2 separate regions of the Homo sapiens genome follow, and region 1 is linked to region 2. A link is a contact called in ENCODE Hi-C or POLR2A ChIA-PET data. All regions are on one chromosome and are shown on one strand. The core of a region is the stretch at or near the end of the contact, and the rest is flanking DNA. Distances in the headings are between cores, read along the strand shown. Region 1 overlaps ABTB2 (ankyrin repeat and BTB domain containing 2). Region 2 overlaps NAT10 (N-acetyltransferase 10).

Evidence for each region. A loop is a pair of places that touch in the nucleus more often than their neighbours do. ChIA-PET counts read pairs that join two places held with the same protein, here RNA polymerase II (POLR2A). Pooled maps may share reads with other maps.
Region 1: a map of DLD1 shows a loop between it and region 2 (6-fold over the local background). The contact joins two enhancer-like sites. A Hi-C loop is called at or near these places in 1 of 168 maps with a recorded cell type or tissue (DLD1), 2 of 37 single-sample maps with no recorded cell type and 3 of 50 pooled maps. POLR2A ChIA-PET finds 5 or more read pairs at or near these places in 3 of 52 experiments (OCI-LY7, PC-3 and activated T-cell).

What each region holds. Positions count from the first base shown.
Region 1 is chr11:34,249,146-34,256,477 of GRCh38, forward strand. All of the region lies in intron 1 of ABTB2 (ankyrin repeat and BTB domain containing 2), which reads right to left. Among named protein-coding and RNA genes, the nearest start is that of ABTB2, 110 kb to the right of the region's middle. RefSeq lists a silencer at 2,037-2,331. Within about 2 kb of position 2,031, at least 13 of the 41 ENCODE cell types and tissues checked have a DNase peak (open chromatin) inside an H3K27ac peak, as active enhancers do.
Region 2 is chr11:34,143,770-34,151,064 of GRCh38, forward strand. NAT10 (N-acetyltransferase 10) reads left to right here. Exons shown (of 29, transcript NM_024662.3): 29 at 2,315-3,139. The coding sequence ends at 2,423. ABTB2 (ankyrin repeat and BTB domain containing 2) reads right to left here. Exons shown (of 17, transcript NM_145804.3): 17 at 7,218-7,295. Among named protein-coding and RNA genes, the nearest start is that of NAT10, 42 kb to the left of the region's middle. RefSeq lists enhancers at 1,202-1,441, 1,672-1,841, 6,151-6,680. Within about 2 kb of position 2,421, at least 3 of the 41 ENCODE cell types and tissues checked have a DNase peak (open chromatin) inside an H3K27ac peak, as active enhancers do.

The DNA.
Region 1 (7,332 bases), core at 781-3,280, 100 kb after region 2:
TGAAAGACACTCGCAACATGAATTTGCAAGTGGTCATGACTTGCACCCTCGTGAATGCGCAGCCTTGAGGGGAGCTGGGGTCAATGGGACCACCACTGAATCAATGACTGAAGCTCATGCCTTTAAGGACAAGCTTCAGAATCTGGCCCTGAACTGCAACTGTGGTCAGTGTAGGACGATATATGTATTAATGAAAAAGTTGGCAAGAAGTGGTGAAATAATAGCTTCACATAAAAATATCCAGAGCTGGCTGCAGGTTCTACAAAAGCAACAGCCGTAAAGTAGCTTTGACAAGAATATCCCCACCAAGGCTTCTCAAATAGTAGAAAGCACTTGGGGAATATCCTCTAGTACAATAGGGCCTAGAATGTTTACAAGAGGGCAGGCCTCCTGGCAGGTCATTTCATGACCTTCCAGAAAGGGGGAGGTCATTTGAGCTTGACCCCACTACCCCACTTGAACATCTAACTCGGAGCTTTGTCCCAGTTAAGTAAATATATGAAATGTCTTTTCTTTGTTGTTAGAGTCTTGCTCTGTTGCCGAGGCTGGAGTGCCGTGGTGTAATCACAGCTTACTGCAGCCTTGAACTCCTGGGTTCAAGTGATCCTCCTGCCACAGCTTCTGAGTGGCTGGGACTACAGATGTGCCACCATGCCTAGCTAAGTAAATATTTCTTCAGCATCCATCACTCTATAACATCAGGAGGGCTGAAGAAGCCCAGTTCACAGTCCTGTTCTCACAAAGCTTGTGGCCTGGCTGTGAAATGAGACCTTGCTGGTATAGAGTGGTCTACATGGCTCTGGCAGAATAACCCCAATGGTGCTCAGTGACTATAAAAGCATCCCTGGGGATCTGGTGACACCTTGAGCTGGTCCTGGAAGATAGAGCTGGGAAACTCAGGCAAAGATTGATAGGAGTTGGGATTCTAGGGAGGAGCCAAGGCAGAAAAGCACAAGCTGCCTTGGAACTGAAAGAACAGGGGTCTTGGAGAGCTGGGTGTTCTAAGAGCACAGAGGAGGGAAGGCTGGCAAGGTAGATGGAGGCTGAGGGTATCTAGGCATTAAGGACCTTGTATCTTCTGGCAATAAGTAGACATTGAAGGTTTCAGTGCAAGAGCAGGGGCAAATGAAGACTCCCCAGTTCTTCTTAAGGGGCCATAAGAGTCCTCTAGTACAACCAGACTGCAATCTGTAGGGCCAGGGAATCATCCCCAGCACCCATGAAGATGTCTGGCATGTAGTGCATATGCAATAAATACTTGCTCAACAAAGTGACGATAAATGTGAATCTTGAAATCTCTTCCTTCCTTGCCCAAATAGCTTAGTTTCTCATGGGAGAAAACAAGTGGAATTTATTGACATCAAATGGCAGGGTTGTGGCCAACTGCAACAATTTTTCAAACAAACCCTAGGATAAGCTTTCTGCAGAAACAGAGATAAAACTTCATCCTGAAAGAGGAGCGATGCATGTGGAAAGTGAACAGACATGGCAGAAAGACGCTTCATCATTCTAGTCTCCAGAGCAATTCCTCCCAATCCTCAGAAGCCTTCACTAAGTTTCCCTCCCTGAGAGAGAGAGCACCAACCCCAAACTTCTTTCTGCGGCTACAAATGCTCTGCTCCCTCTAATAAAGCTAAAGTTGCCATTACTGAGATCCTACCAGGTGTGTAAGGCACTTTGCAAATTACCTTCTGCCTATTTAATCCTCAGAATAACTAGGGGGGTAGAAACCATCATTGCCATTTTACATATGAGAAAACCGAGGTTCAGAGAGGTTAAGTAACTTGCCCAAGGAAGCACAGCTAGTTAAAGGCAAAGCAAGACTCACATCCAGGTCTGTCTGCCATCAAACATGTGTTTTTACCCCTATATTTACTCCTCCTTCTGATCTCTCAGGCTACACCCATGGAGTTGGCAGGTAGAAGCTGGTGGGCTAAGAGATAAATCTTCTACCCTGGCTTCTTAATAGGGGCTGGCCTGGCTGTTGTAAAGGGGAAGTAGGAGGAGCCTCTCAGAGGCAAGGAGAATGGCTCCTCCCATATTCTGTGACAACCAACACCAAAATAGAGCGGGTGAGGCTGCCCATGGGCGTGGGCTCTGCACCCTGATTTCAGAGGGCATCACTCAGCTGTGAATCATGCCTTAGTGACAGGCAAGGAGCCTGCTCAGACAGCGCTGACACTGATTCTGCTCTGGCTGAGTGACAGCCCCAGGGGAAGAGGCGGGGCTCATCTCCAAAGGGGGACCACACAGAGAAATACAGCCAGAAACACAGCTCCCGACACTGTCTCAGGCACCAGTGAAATGCTAGGGTGGCTGGCTCTGTTAAAGGGACCCTGTCCTCCTCCTTCCCCTGGGCCAACTGTTGACCGGTGTCCATGCCATGCCCAGCAGGATGTCAGCTATGCTGGGGGAAGCCGCGCACTCTCTGAGCTATAAGAGAGTACATGGAGGGTTCTTTACTTTCTCTCATTATCTGACGTGCATTTGTGTAAGACTCCTGAACTTTTTTTTATTTGCTGGGACCAGGTGCAATGCAAAAAGGTGAGTATGTTCTTCAAGTCAGAGCACTACACAGATATAAGGAATTACAGTAAAGAAAGTTAAAATGGAGTGGAGGACACAACTGTTCCTCAGGAAACAACTAAAGCAGAATGTGAGGCTATCTACAGAGACATGAGGAGTGATTCACCGCAGACTAAAAAAACAGGAGCTTGAACGATAGAAAAAGATCCAAATCATTCCTGGTATTGTTTTCCTCTTGTGCTCACTGGAAATCTGCAGCCAGTGGAGGAGACTTTCCTCACCCAGTCCCATCCTGGGAGTCACAGTGTTTAGGGCACTCAGGGATCTAAGCTGCCAAAGTCAGCCCCACCCCACTCCCATCCCCTCCACCCAGGGGCTTGCAATCCCAGGGAAGAGGAGAGTTTCATGAAAGCTGCAAAACTCACAGCAAGGCCCGGATGGTGGTTCGGAGTTCATGCTCCAGGGGTTCATGAGGCTGAGCTGAAAGGAAGTCACCTGACACAGCATGAGCCCCCACACCAGAGCTGGCCAGAGCCCCACGACTCCATGCCTGGGAAAGCCGTGGCAGGAGTGACAGCGAGGAGGCCAGATGCACGAGCCTCTTCCTGAACCATCGCATCTCCCCACTTCCTATCAGCCTTTTCTTTGGACTGGCCCCATCTCTTCCCTGGCTTGGGGCTGACTTCCCTTTAGGAATAGGTGTCTTTGGAGCATCCAGGCAGCTGATAATGACCACTGCTTAACCAGCCCTCCTCAGTCACAGGGGGAGAGTGCCATCTGGACATCATGACCTCCCCACCACCGCTGGGCATGACCCTAAGAGAAAGACTAGATTCCTAACCTGTGCTAGGGCATCTCCTGTGCCACTCCCCCAACCCTCCAACCTGCCTGAAAGAGAGGAGAGCAGGGAGAGAGAATGGGGGGAAGGGTGGGGCCAGGAGGGGGATTGGGAGACAGCCTCCTGGTCCTGGTCCAGCACCTTCCTGAGGCTTAGAAGCTCTCCTGCCCTGGGGCTCCCCTACTTCAAATAATCCTCTCCTGTCTTATTTTCCACCTTCTACTCAAACATGTTTTTATAACGTGCAACCACCAGAGACCTCCCTAACCTAGTACCAGGGCCAACTGGACTCCCAGCTGGGCCAGAGGAGGCTGGGGGACCTCCTGGGAGCTTGGACACCTGGGCCTCTCCTGCCCAACCCAGGTGGCTGTCACCTGGCCTGCACATGGCTCAGGGCCCGATTCCACCCCTCCACCCCCAGGAGGAAGAGCTGCTTTGGCAGCTGCCCTTGGTGGAGAAACCTACGTGTGCTAGCCCCTAGGTCCCCTCTTCTGTTTTCCAGCAAATCCCCATCTCCACCTGGGAAAGGCTCAGTCCAAGTGATCTCCTCAATGCTCCTCCCAGAGGATGGCAAGGCTGCTCTATGCCACACCAGAAGCCCCAGCTCCTCCAGGTGGAAAGCACAGGAGAGTCTGGGAGAATCTCCACCCCCTTCTCCCATCTCACACCCGTCCCTGGGTCACTTGCCATCTCCACAGGCCCAGAGGCCTCACCTGGGCCAGAAGACACACTAGAGGCCTGGGATTCTTCTCTCTTCTTCCTTCAGAGTGACAGGGAGCACTGTTCATGTCGGCAACTCCTGTGGCCCCTGCCCTGTTGCAGACAGACCTGCACAGCTCTGAGAAGCCAGCCCCACTCATTAAATTAATTAAATTCCTGCTTTCAAGGCTGGGCACAGTGGCTCATGCCTGTAATCCCAGCACTTTGGGAGGCCAAAGCGGGCAGATCACAAGATCAGGAGTTCAAGACCAGCCTGGCCAGCATAGTGAAACCTCATCTTTACTAAAAATACAAAAATTAGCCAGGCATGGTGGCACACTCTTGTAATCCCAGCTACTCGGGAGGCTGAGGCAGGAGAATCCCTTGACCCCGGGAGGCGGAGGTTGCAGTGAGCAGAGAACGTGCCACTGCACTCCAGTCTGCGCAATAGAGCGAGATTCCGTCTCAAAAAAAAAAAAAAAATTTTTTTTTCAGGGGAACCTACCAGGGAGCCACAGAGGAAGCAAAATGTCTGTAGTTATTGCTGCTTTTTCCTGCCTGGGCACAGTGTCCTCTCCTCCTTCATTACCTGCTGGAAGGGAGCAAAACTCTTCATTCTCCCAAGGAAGGGATCTTTCTCTGGTATGCAGGGCACTGAAGAGAAAACTTCCTTGTTTGGCCCTTGAGCTTAAAACTACCATGTCCCCCTCTCCAATCCTCCCTCAGTGAAGTTCGTGGGTCTCTCCCCAGGTGGACCGTGAGAGCACTGGCCATGTAGATTTGTAGTTTCCTATGTGGTACAGCAGTGGCAGTGTAACAGTACCCACAGCTTAATAAGTCATGACTTAAACGACTTAAGTCACTTGAGCACTTATCAAGGCCAGATACTGAGTCAAATGCTTTGCAGACACTATTTTATTAAATCCTCACAACAACACCATAAGGAAGGTATTATTACCCCCATTTGTACTGCAGAATCTCTTCCATGACTGTAAACTCATAAACTCGTGTTCTTTCTGACACCGAGAAATAAAGGGAAGCTTTTTGATTTTTTTTTGAGACAGACTTTCACTTTATCACTCAGGCTGGAGTGCAGTGGCATGATCACAGCTCACTGCAGCCTCAACCTCCCAGGCTTAAGCGATCCTACCACCTCAGCCTCCCAAGTAGCTGGGACTACAGGCATGTGCCACCACACCTGGCTAATTTTTGTATTTTCTTTTTTTGTAGAGAGGAAGTTTCATCATATTTCCCAGACCGGTCTCAAATCCTGGGCTCAAGTGATCCTCCCACCTCAGCCTCCCAAAGTAATGGGATTTGAGAGCCACCGTGCTCGGCCAATGGAAGCTTTTATTAAAACCTGTTTCCTTACATTCATGTATGGTGGTACTGCTGAATATGGTAGCCACTAGCCACATGTGGTTTTTGGGCACTTAAAATAAGGCCAGTGAATATTAGAAACTTTTTTTTTTTTTTTTTTTGAGACAGAGTCTTGCTCTATCGCCCAGGCTGGAGTGCAGTGGTATGATCTCGGCTCACTGCAACCTCTACCTCCCAGGTTCAAGCGATTCTCCTGCCTCAGCCTCCCGAGTAGCTGGAATTATAGGCACTTGCCACCACACCTGGCTAATTTTTGTATTTTTAATAGAGACAGTGTTTCCACCATGTTGGCCAGGCTGGTCTCAAACTCCTGACCTCAAGTGATCTGCCAGCCTCACACCTCTGAGATTACAGGTGCGAGCTACCATGCCCAGCCCTGATTTTATTTTAATTAATTTAAATGTAAATAGCCACATATGGTTAGTGGGTACTATACCGGACAACAAAGGCATAAAGCCAAATTTTGCACAAATTACTTCCATCCATACCATATCATTCAATGTTCACAACAAGCAAACAGAGCACATTTATGCCATTTACAGATGAGAAAACTGAAATTCAGAGATCTGGCTCAAGCTGAATCGGATTAAGCACTTCACTCTCTAAACTCCTAAACTATTTCCATTGTGTGATCTTCTCCTAAACTTGACCTCTAGCCTAAGGGCCTAGAGTAATTGTCCTGCCCAGGAGCCCTATCAGGATCCACATCACTTTCTCACCTTTCCCCTCAACTCTGGGAAGTAAAAGGAAGGAATGCACCCAGCAGAGAACGGTACAGACAGCCCATGGCAGGGATCTCCTCAGATCAAAAAGGACAAGGTGCTCAGGATTCAAAATCCTTTAAGCTGCTCCATGGTTCTAAGTTATATTTCTAAAAATTAGAAAAGTGAGTCAGAAATTAAAAACTTCTTTTTTTTTTTTTGAGACACAGTCTCGCTCTGTTGCGCAGGCTGGAGTGTAGTGGCACAATCTCAGTTCACTGCAACCTCAAGCGATTTCAACTTCAACTCAAGTTCAACTTCAACTTCAAGCAATTCTTGTGTCTCAGCCTCCCAAGTAGCTGGGACTACAGGTACGTGCCACCACACTTGGCTAATTTTTATATTTTTGTAGAGACAGGGTTTCACCATGTTGCCCAGGCTGGTCTTGAACTGCTGAGCTCAAGTGATCCGCACGCCTCGGCCTCCCAAAGTGCTGGGATTACAGGCGTGAGCCACCAGGCCCGCCCAGAAATTAAATACATTTTTTTTCCCCTCCTCTACCGGTCTTATCCGAGGAGCCATAAAAATAGAGGGGGAGAAATGTGATCCCACAATGGCCTCAAGGACATTCCAAATGTCTTCTTAAGTAAAACCCAACTCCTGATCATTTCCTTTCGGGCATCACTACCCAGCCCAGTTTTCAGGACATCAGCATTCAGTCCAAAATGGTGCAGAACCCACTAGGTGGAGATTAAGTCCTCACAAAACACCCTGGCACTAGCCCAACACCTATTTCTGTTCCTGCGTAAAATCCAACCAAAGAGTCTCAGCAACTGTGTTGTCCACACTGCCGTCGGTTTTATCATCTACTTGTGGGGGGTGGGGCGGGGGGCACCTAGAGACAAATAAATCACACGAGGAACAGTCAGATGGAAAACATAAACTTAATAAAACACAGACAGAAAATAAACCACTGGCCCAGCCACTAGTGACCAGTGCAATGTTGTCTTTCTCCCCCCTCCCTTCTGGTCCCTGGTGAATGCCCCCTAATTCTGGGAAAGGCTCCCTTTCGTCTTCTGAGTCAGTCTTGAAGGAATACTGCAGTATTTCAGCCTTGGGTTTCTAGCAGAGAAACAAACCCGGTTTTGTCATATAATTTTCTGCACCTCCACTGAAATAACACATCAT
Region 2 (7,295 bases), core at 1,171-3,670:
GGCCTGTCATGGAGAAGGGCTTGAGGGAACAGTCCAGAAGCTGCCACTGGCTGAGACTTGCTTATGGGCTTTCATCATTCAGCCCTCAGGATGACAGCATAAGGGGGCTGTTTTATTACTGTCATTGCTTTAAGATGAAGTAACAAGGCTCTCAGGGGTTAAGTTCCCAAGAAGCACACAGCTAGTGAGAGCCGGAGCCAGAATCAAGTCCAGGTTTCTCCACTGCAAGGCCATAGGTTTAACTGTTACGTTGTCCTTCCTTTGAGCCAGCAGTTCTCAAGGTTTTGGGTCTTTGAGTTCCTTTATCTCTTAACAATTAAGGTCCCCAAAGGACTTTTGTTGGTTATATCTATGGAAATTTCCCATATTAGAAATGAAAAACTGGCCAGGTGCAGTGGCTCACGCCTGTAATCTCAGCACTTTGGGAGGCCGAGGTAGGAGGATCGCTTGAGCCCAGGTGTTCAAGACCAACCTGCGCAACATAGCAGACCCTGTCTCTGCAAAAAAATTTTAAAAAGAAAATAAATGAAAAACTGAGAAATTTAAAAAAAATTCATTTGTTCACAGTAATAACGGACTCAGTCGTTTTGAAAAATACTCTTTTTCATAAAAATTTTGGTGAGAAGAGTGGCATTGTTTTACATTTACATTTTTGCAAATCTCTTCAATATCTGGCTTAACAGAAGGCAGCCGGATACTAATGTCTGTGTCTTCACTGACACTATTTTGCTGTCATATCTTATACTCTCTGGAAAACTGAATATTTGTGAGAGAATGAAAATGAAAAAAGGCAAATAACTGTTTTCATACTAATCCAAATACATTTTGACCTTGTGGACACCTGAAAGGGTCTTAGGGACCCCAGCAGTCCCTAGACCACTCTTTGAAAATCTTCACTCCAAGCTTCTTATCTGCAGAGTGGTGCATTTGTAAATAACTTAGGCTGGAACCTTCATCAGTTTTCCCTGGGAGTACAATGAGGCCTCCCCTGCCCAGAGCCACTGGAATTGAGGCTTTCACAGCTGATTTGGGGGTTGATGGGGAGGGTGAGATTTTGGCAATCCCCTATTTATTGGTTTCCTTAAAAGCTTATATTTTGGAAACATTCGGGAAGAGGAAACCTTGTGTCTCTAGGAACTATAGATCCCAGAAATCAGGTACTGTCTTCCAGAGTCTCCGTTAGTCACTGTGGCATCTTGAAGGATCCAGCATCGATGCCGGCCTCATTTCCCAGATGCTTTGTGGTGCAGCACAGAAGCCCACTGTCAGTGTGACCTGTCTCTGTTTTGTACAGTATGGCAAATGTAGCACAGGGCCCATGATGGCTTTGGCCTTGAGCACGGTGGCTTTGACTGGAACAAAAGGCCGGGGAGCATGCTTGCTGTGGAGACGGCCTCAGCTCCTCACTCTGCAGAGCTTGGCCTTTCCTGCCATTTGTTTGGCCATTGCTGGTAGTGAGAAGCCTCTCGAGCCCAACAAACCAGTGTTGTGTGGTTGTTCATGTGCTTGATGGCTCTGAGTAAATGTGAAAGCTTGAACTTTGTGAGCTAAAAATACTGGTAGCTATCATTAAGTCCTCTGAGGCCTTTCTTTTTCTTCCTTTGAGAGGTACTTCATTCATATGATGTTAATGGTCTCTGGACTGAACTCTTCACGGTCTCCTTATAGGGAAGTATTTGTTCCCAGAGCAAAATTTAACCTGTAAGTTTCTTAATGGCAGGTGGCCGTTTGCTGAGTGATTCCTATGCCAGGATATCAATGAAGAATCCAGGGGCTGGTCGCAGGGTGTCACCTGAGTTACTGTTGTTTGGGTTTTCTTCTTCTCATATAGGAAAAATAAAATAATAGTAGCACATCAGAAAGTATGGCAGGGTTTTCCTTGGAGTCTCATGCCTTGTATTAAGGACTGTCTTCAGGGTCATTGGGATGAATATGTCTAGTTTCCAGAGTCACTGCAGTGGTGAGAGTGGTGGTGGGGAATCCTTGTGGTGCCTTAGGTCTGTCTTGGGAGAGGGGAGCAGAGTGTACTGCACCCTGAGGAGAACCCGGATTTCAGGTGTTAAGATCGAGATTTGTTCTTCCACAGACTAAGAGCTGGCTCAGGGCAGGAGCTGGTCTGTATGGTGTGTCCCCAGCCCCAGCACAATGCCTGCCCCCTAATAGGTTTGCAGAGAACATTAATGTCCAATTGGGTGGCCTACATCAAGTTTCAGACGGTGGAAACCCTTTTTGACAAAGCAAAGCAAGCTTAAAGCAGTCTCAGATGTTCAGATCTGTACATATTTCATTCTTTCTATTTTTGATTTTTCTCTAGTGACAAGAAAAGGAAGTTAGAGGCCAAACAAGAACCCAAACAGAGCAAGAAGTTGAAGAACAGAGAGACAAAGAACAAAAAAGATATGAAACTGAAGCGGAAGAAATAGTGAAGAGAAACTCGGGCATCTGTGTTTGATCATGGGAAGATACTCTCACTAACTGAACCCTCTCTGGCTGGACTGTTAAAAGCAACGAGAGGCCCCGGCACACCTGGAAGCTGGCCGCGAATTCGGCCTCTGGGCCTGTGTGTCTGTGAGCTCAACCTGGCTAAAGGCAGAGTCACTCCCAAATGGGTCTCTTTAGAACTTGATGGCTGGGCACTGCCATCTCTAGAATTGCCACGAGTCTCTCTCTTCCTGCCCAGTCCAGGGCCCTCCTTTCCTATAAGTTCATATTTTGCTTTGAGCCAGCTTTTTAGTCTCATTCCCACACATGTGGAAGCCACGTTGCCTCTCGACCGCCTGAGGCCCTTAAGTACATCGCTTTCTGGTGGTGCCCAGGAGGCTGCTGCTGGGCCGCTGGGTCTCTCTTTGTGGACTTGTACCTGGAGCAGGAGGAACTCCAGTCCGTCCCGGCATCCATGGCAGCCCGCGGTTAGGTGCGCCAGGGTTTGCTGATGTTGTCTTGTGCTGTTCCACTCTTGGCTCCAGCAGACCCACTGTCCCAGAAAAGCCTGATCCTGTAGTTTATGTAGAATGCCACATCTGCGTCCTCAAGACCTGTTTCATCCATTTGGGAAAAGATGTTGGGAAAGGCCACTTTGCTCGCAGGGGTGAGGGGAAGGATAGAGAATCTATTTTTAATAAATAACATTCTAGAAAGATCAGCTGCCTGTGAGTGTTCTGAAATCCACGCACCTGGACGTTTCTTCTGGTGGGTCTTGGCTGCCTGGTGGAATTTGGAAGGTGTTGGTATCAAGGTCAAAGGTGAGCAGTGTGTCTAGGGCTTCCCAGCCCAGGAGTCTGCGGGAGAAGTGGCAGGTGGCTATGGTCACCTCGAGGGGCTTGGTGTGGTGGCTGGAAGCCAGCTAGAACTGCCTCATTTCCTTCCCAGCTCCTTCCAGGTCACTTGGTCCCTTCCATTTGTTGGGAACAGAGGTAACCTGGTGGCTTTACACATACTTTGGTATGTTTGTTTAATGGTATCCAGGCTAATGAGTCTGCAGCCCCGATATGTTGTCTAGGTTCAGAGAAGGACAGGGAAGGAAACGGTAACTTCTCAGCCTAAGGGTATTTCATATACAGCTCCTAGGACTCGTCCCCACAGGGAGAAGAGCAGGTTCTGTATGCGACCCTAGGGCTGCTGAGGCTTGTCACCGAGGCTGTCAGGACATGAGCCTAGGGGTCTTTCGTTTCTTGGGACTGAAGTTTCCTGGCCACAGACCTCTGTTAGGTCTGTAGGAAATTTTGCTGGAGGCAGGGAGGGGGCATGAAAATAATTTTTATTTATTTTCTCAGGTGGGTGCCTGAACCTGCCTTTCAAAGAGGGTTTTCTTAGACCGTGGCCAGAAGCAGAGTCACATGCTCAAATGGTCAGAGCTGGATGGGACTGTGCAAGTTGTCCAGGCATATCATCCTACAGGTAAGGAAGCTTTTGTTTAGTGTCTCTACCCTCAAAGTCTCCCCGGCTGGCTCTGCTTTGGGGTGCAAGGTGAGGGCTCTGGAGGTAGACTGCTCTGCCCTGACGCTCACCGTGGCCTTGGGCAGGTTACTTCATCCTACCTGCCCTTCAGGTCCATTTCTGCAAAATTTGAGTGGTAGGAATAGCACCTCCGTCACGGGACTGTGGTGAGAAGTGGGTGGGGTAGAATGGGAAACGTTTAGAACAGTGCCTGGCACATAGCAAGTGCCTCTGGGTTCTGGGCACTCATCAGATCTAACTAGAGGAGCCGCTCAAGTTCAGTTACATGCCAGCTCTAAGAATACTCAATAAGGACTAGCTGTGGTGTTCTTTTGAAAACAGACAGGGTCTTGCTCTGTTGCCCAAGCTGGAGTGCGGTGGCTCAATCATAGCTCATTGCAGCTTTGAACTCTTGGGCTGAAGCCATTCTCCCACCTCAGCCTTCCAAGCAGCTGGGAAGGTGCTCACCACCACACCTGCCTAATTTTAAAAATTATGTACAGATGGAGTCTCAATATGTTGCCCAGGTTGGTCTGGAACTCTGGCCTCAAGTGATCCGCCTGGGCCTCCCAGAGTATAGGGATTAGAGGCATGAGCCACCACACTTGGCCAGGACTGGCCATGTTATAAAACCACAACCTAAGCTAGAAAAGGAGTCTCCCTTGGCCAGCGAAGAGCATGCATTTTGCAGTCAGACTTGTCTGGCTCTGTATAATATCTCTGTATCCTTGGACAAGGCCTCTTTATTTGCAAAGTGTGTGTTCCTAAACACACGCTTGGGTCTTTGCATTTTATGGTCATGATCTTGGGTTCTCCTTCAAACCTGAAAAGGCATGTCTCCCCCACACCTCACCATCTGGCCCCCAGACAGAGTGACATCTGTAAAGCTTGGCTGTCTTAGGAAATGTCACTTGCGAAATGAATTCAGATAGGCCAGCCATGAGTGCTGTCACCAGAAGGGGAAGAGCCTGAAGAAGCCTGAACAAAGAAGGTTACTAAATGGTCACCCCCCATACCCCCTCGCCAGGCGGGGCTAATGCCGGCCTGCTTCAGTGCTTCCACTGCTCATCTGGCCCGGAAGTCCCGGAGGACTCCGGATGACCAGGAGACGGGACACAAAGGGGGCCGCTGAGGCTGGGAGGTGGGGGAGGGGCAGAAATAAGTGACCGTCACCTTGGAAAAATGTAGACTCATTATCTGAGGCCTGTTACAACACCCGCAGCCATTCTGCAGGCCTGGAGGAGGGGGTGGGGTCGGAAGCCCCTTGGGCTGGAATAGACAATTTCAGGGGATTGCCCCTGAGGGGGCATGCCCTTGATTCTACAAACAATTGGTTCCAGTTAAACATCATCTGGATCCTGCAAAGCGGACTTGAAAGGCAGCCTGAAAGGGAGAGGCCGGGGCTTCCTGCTTGGGCTGGTTCCGTTGAGAAAGCTCTAGCCACCTGGTATCTGGCACGGGGACTAATGTGGAAAAGGATAACTGGCCTTCCAGGCCGAGAGCCTAAAGGAAAGCTTCAGGAGAAGATTTGAATGCAGGAAAGAAACCAGACAGCCTCAAAAAGGACAATCTCAGTGTTAGCCCTGTCGGTGCAGGAGCAGACTGGTACCTGCCACCTCTGGAGAGGTGTTTTCTTTGGAGACGGCTAAGGCGCCAGCTTATGCTTGCCTGTGGACCCACTGGAGCCGAGTGAAATCCCTGTAGATGCAACCCATGCTCACAGCACCTGGGTCCTCAAGGGCTCCAGTAAGAGGGTAACTCCCCCAAGCCTGCCTGTGGCTGCTCATAGCAGGCGGAGCAGGGCAGGCCGTGAGCAGTGGCCCGGAATTAGGAGGTCCAGCTGCCTGGGTAAGTGATCATTTCTGTTTGAGTCCTAGCCCCTTGGAAGCATGTCTGCTTTTTTTTGGTAATTATTTTAATTTTAAATGTTTATTCAAAAATGTATTCCTGCTACCCACAGGCTCCAAGGGGCCCGCTCCCTCCTTCCTACCTCCACTTTCTCTCAACCCCCCACTCACCCTCTCAAGAGAGGAAATGGTGGATCCCTCATCTGGAGCCAGAATGCAACTAGATCTTGCTTTCTAGGCTGGGTACGGACCAAGGCATGTCCTGCAGGGATGGGGGAACTTGTGGGGACGCTGGACACAGACCCATGAAGGGCAGCCACTTTGAATGGCAAGTGCTGGGGACGGACAGCCCGCTCCACCACCGTCTTGGGCCACTGCACAGGAAGATGGTGTGGGGGAGTGCGCCCCCTCCTAGTGGCCCCCAGAGGGCACCATGGGTCTGTGCGGCCACAGGTCCCCAGGCTGGGCCTCGAGCTGCCCTGCGCAGCTCCTGCTGGAATTGGGCTTTGCCAGGGACTGGGATCTTTATGTCGTTCCCCTAACGCCTGAGTCACGGCCGGTCACTGACCCACAGCCACTTTGGTTCAGGTTCTCAGTGACCTTAGGAATTTCTATACCTGTTTCAGGCAGGCAGGCAGGCGACTTTTTTTTTGAGAGAGAGTCTTGCTTTGTTGTCCAGGCTGAGGTGCAGGGGTGATCATAGCTCACTGCAGCCTCGAACCCCTGGGCTCTGTGATCCTCCCACCTCAGCCTCCTGAGCAGCTGGGAATACAGATGTGCACCACTATGCCCAGCTAACTGGCAGGGAATGTTTTAAAAACTTATATTTGTGCCTGAACTTTGCACCTAAAACTACAGCCATAACTCCAGTACACTCTTGGACCTGAGTCGGCGCCTCACCATCTCCCTCCATTACCTCTGCTAGTGGCCTTGTGGTGGTACAGCCAGCTTAGCTTAGCTGGGCCTGGGGGCAGCAGTCACCCAGGGATAGGTCCCTCAAATCAATCAGGCCAGGTCAGGCCTGGGTGAAGGAGGCCCTGCTGCCACTTTGGTGGGCTGTGCCATTTGGGGATGTGCCTCTGAAGACAACCCCCAAAATAGCTCCCACATAAAGGGCCGTGGAGGGGATGGGAGTGGAGATCAGGAAAGCCTGATAGTGTCATATTCCTCAGTCATTTGGTGTCTGTCCAGCTCAGTGGCACACATGTGCTTAATTAAATGTGAGCGTGGGCGGGTGAGGAATGGATCCAGGCTTCGTTTCTGGAGAGAGGCGAGTGCTGGGTGGCCACAGCAATGGCTTTGGTAGGGTCTTGGCTCTGAGAGGGGGGAGACCTGAGTAACAGCGTTAGCTCTGGGATCTCTTCCTGGTCCTAAGGGGCTCCTCCCCAGTTCTGAACTCTGAGTAACCCTCTACCAGGAGCAGTGAGGCCAAGGTCATTGTTAATGAGTGTTTATTGTTAATAAAACCATAGTACATTTACAGTAAGTGACAACATTATTGTACAGTTAAAG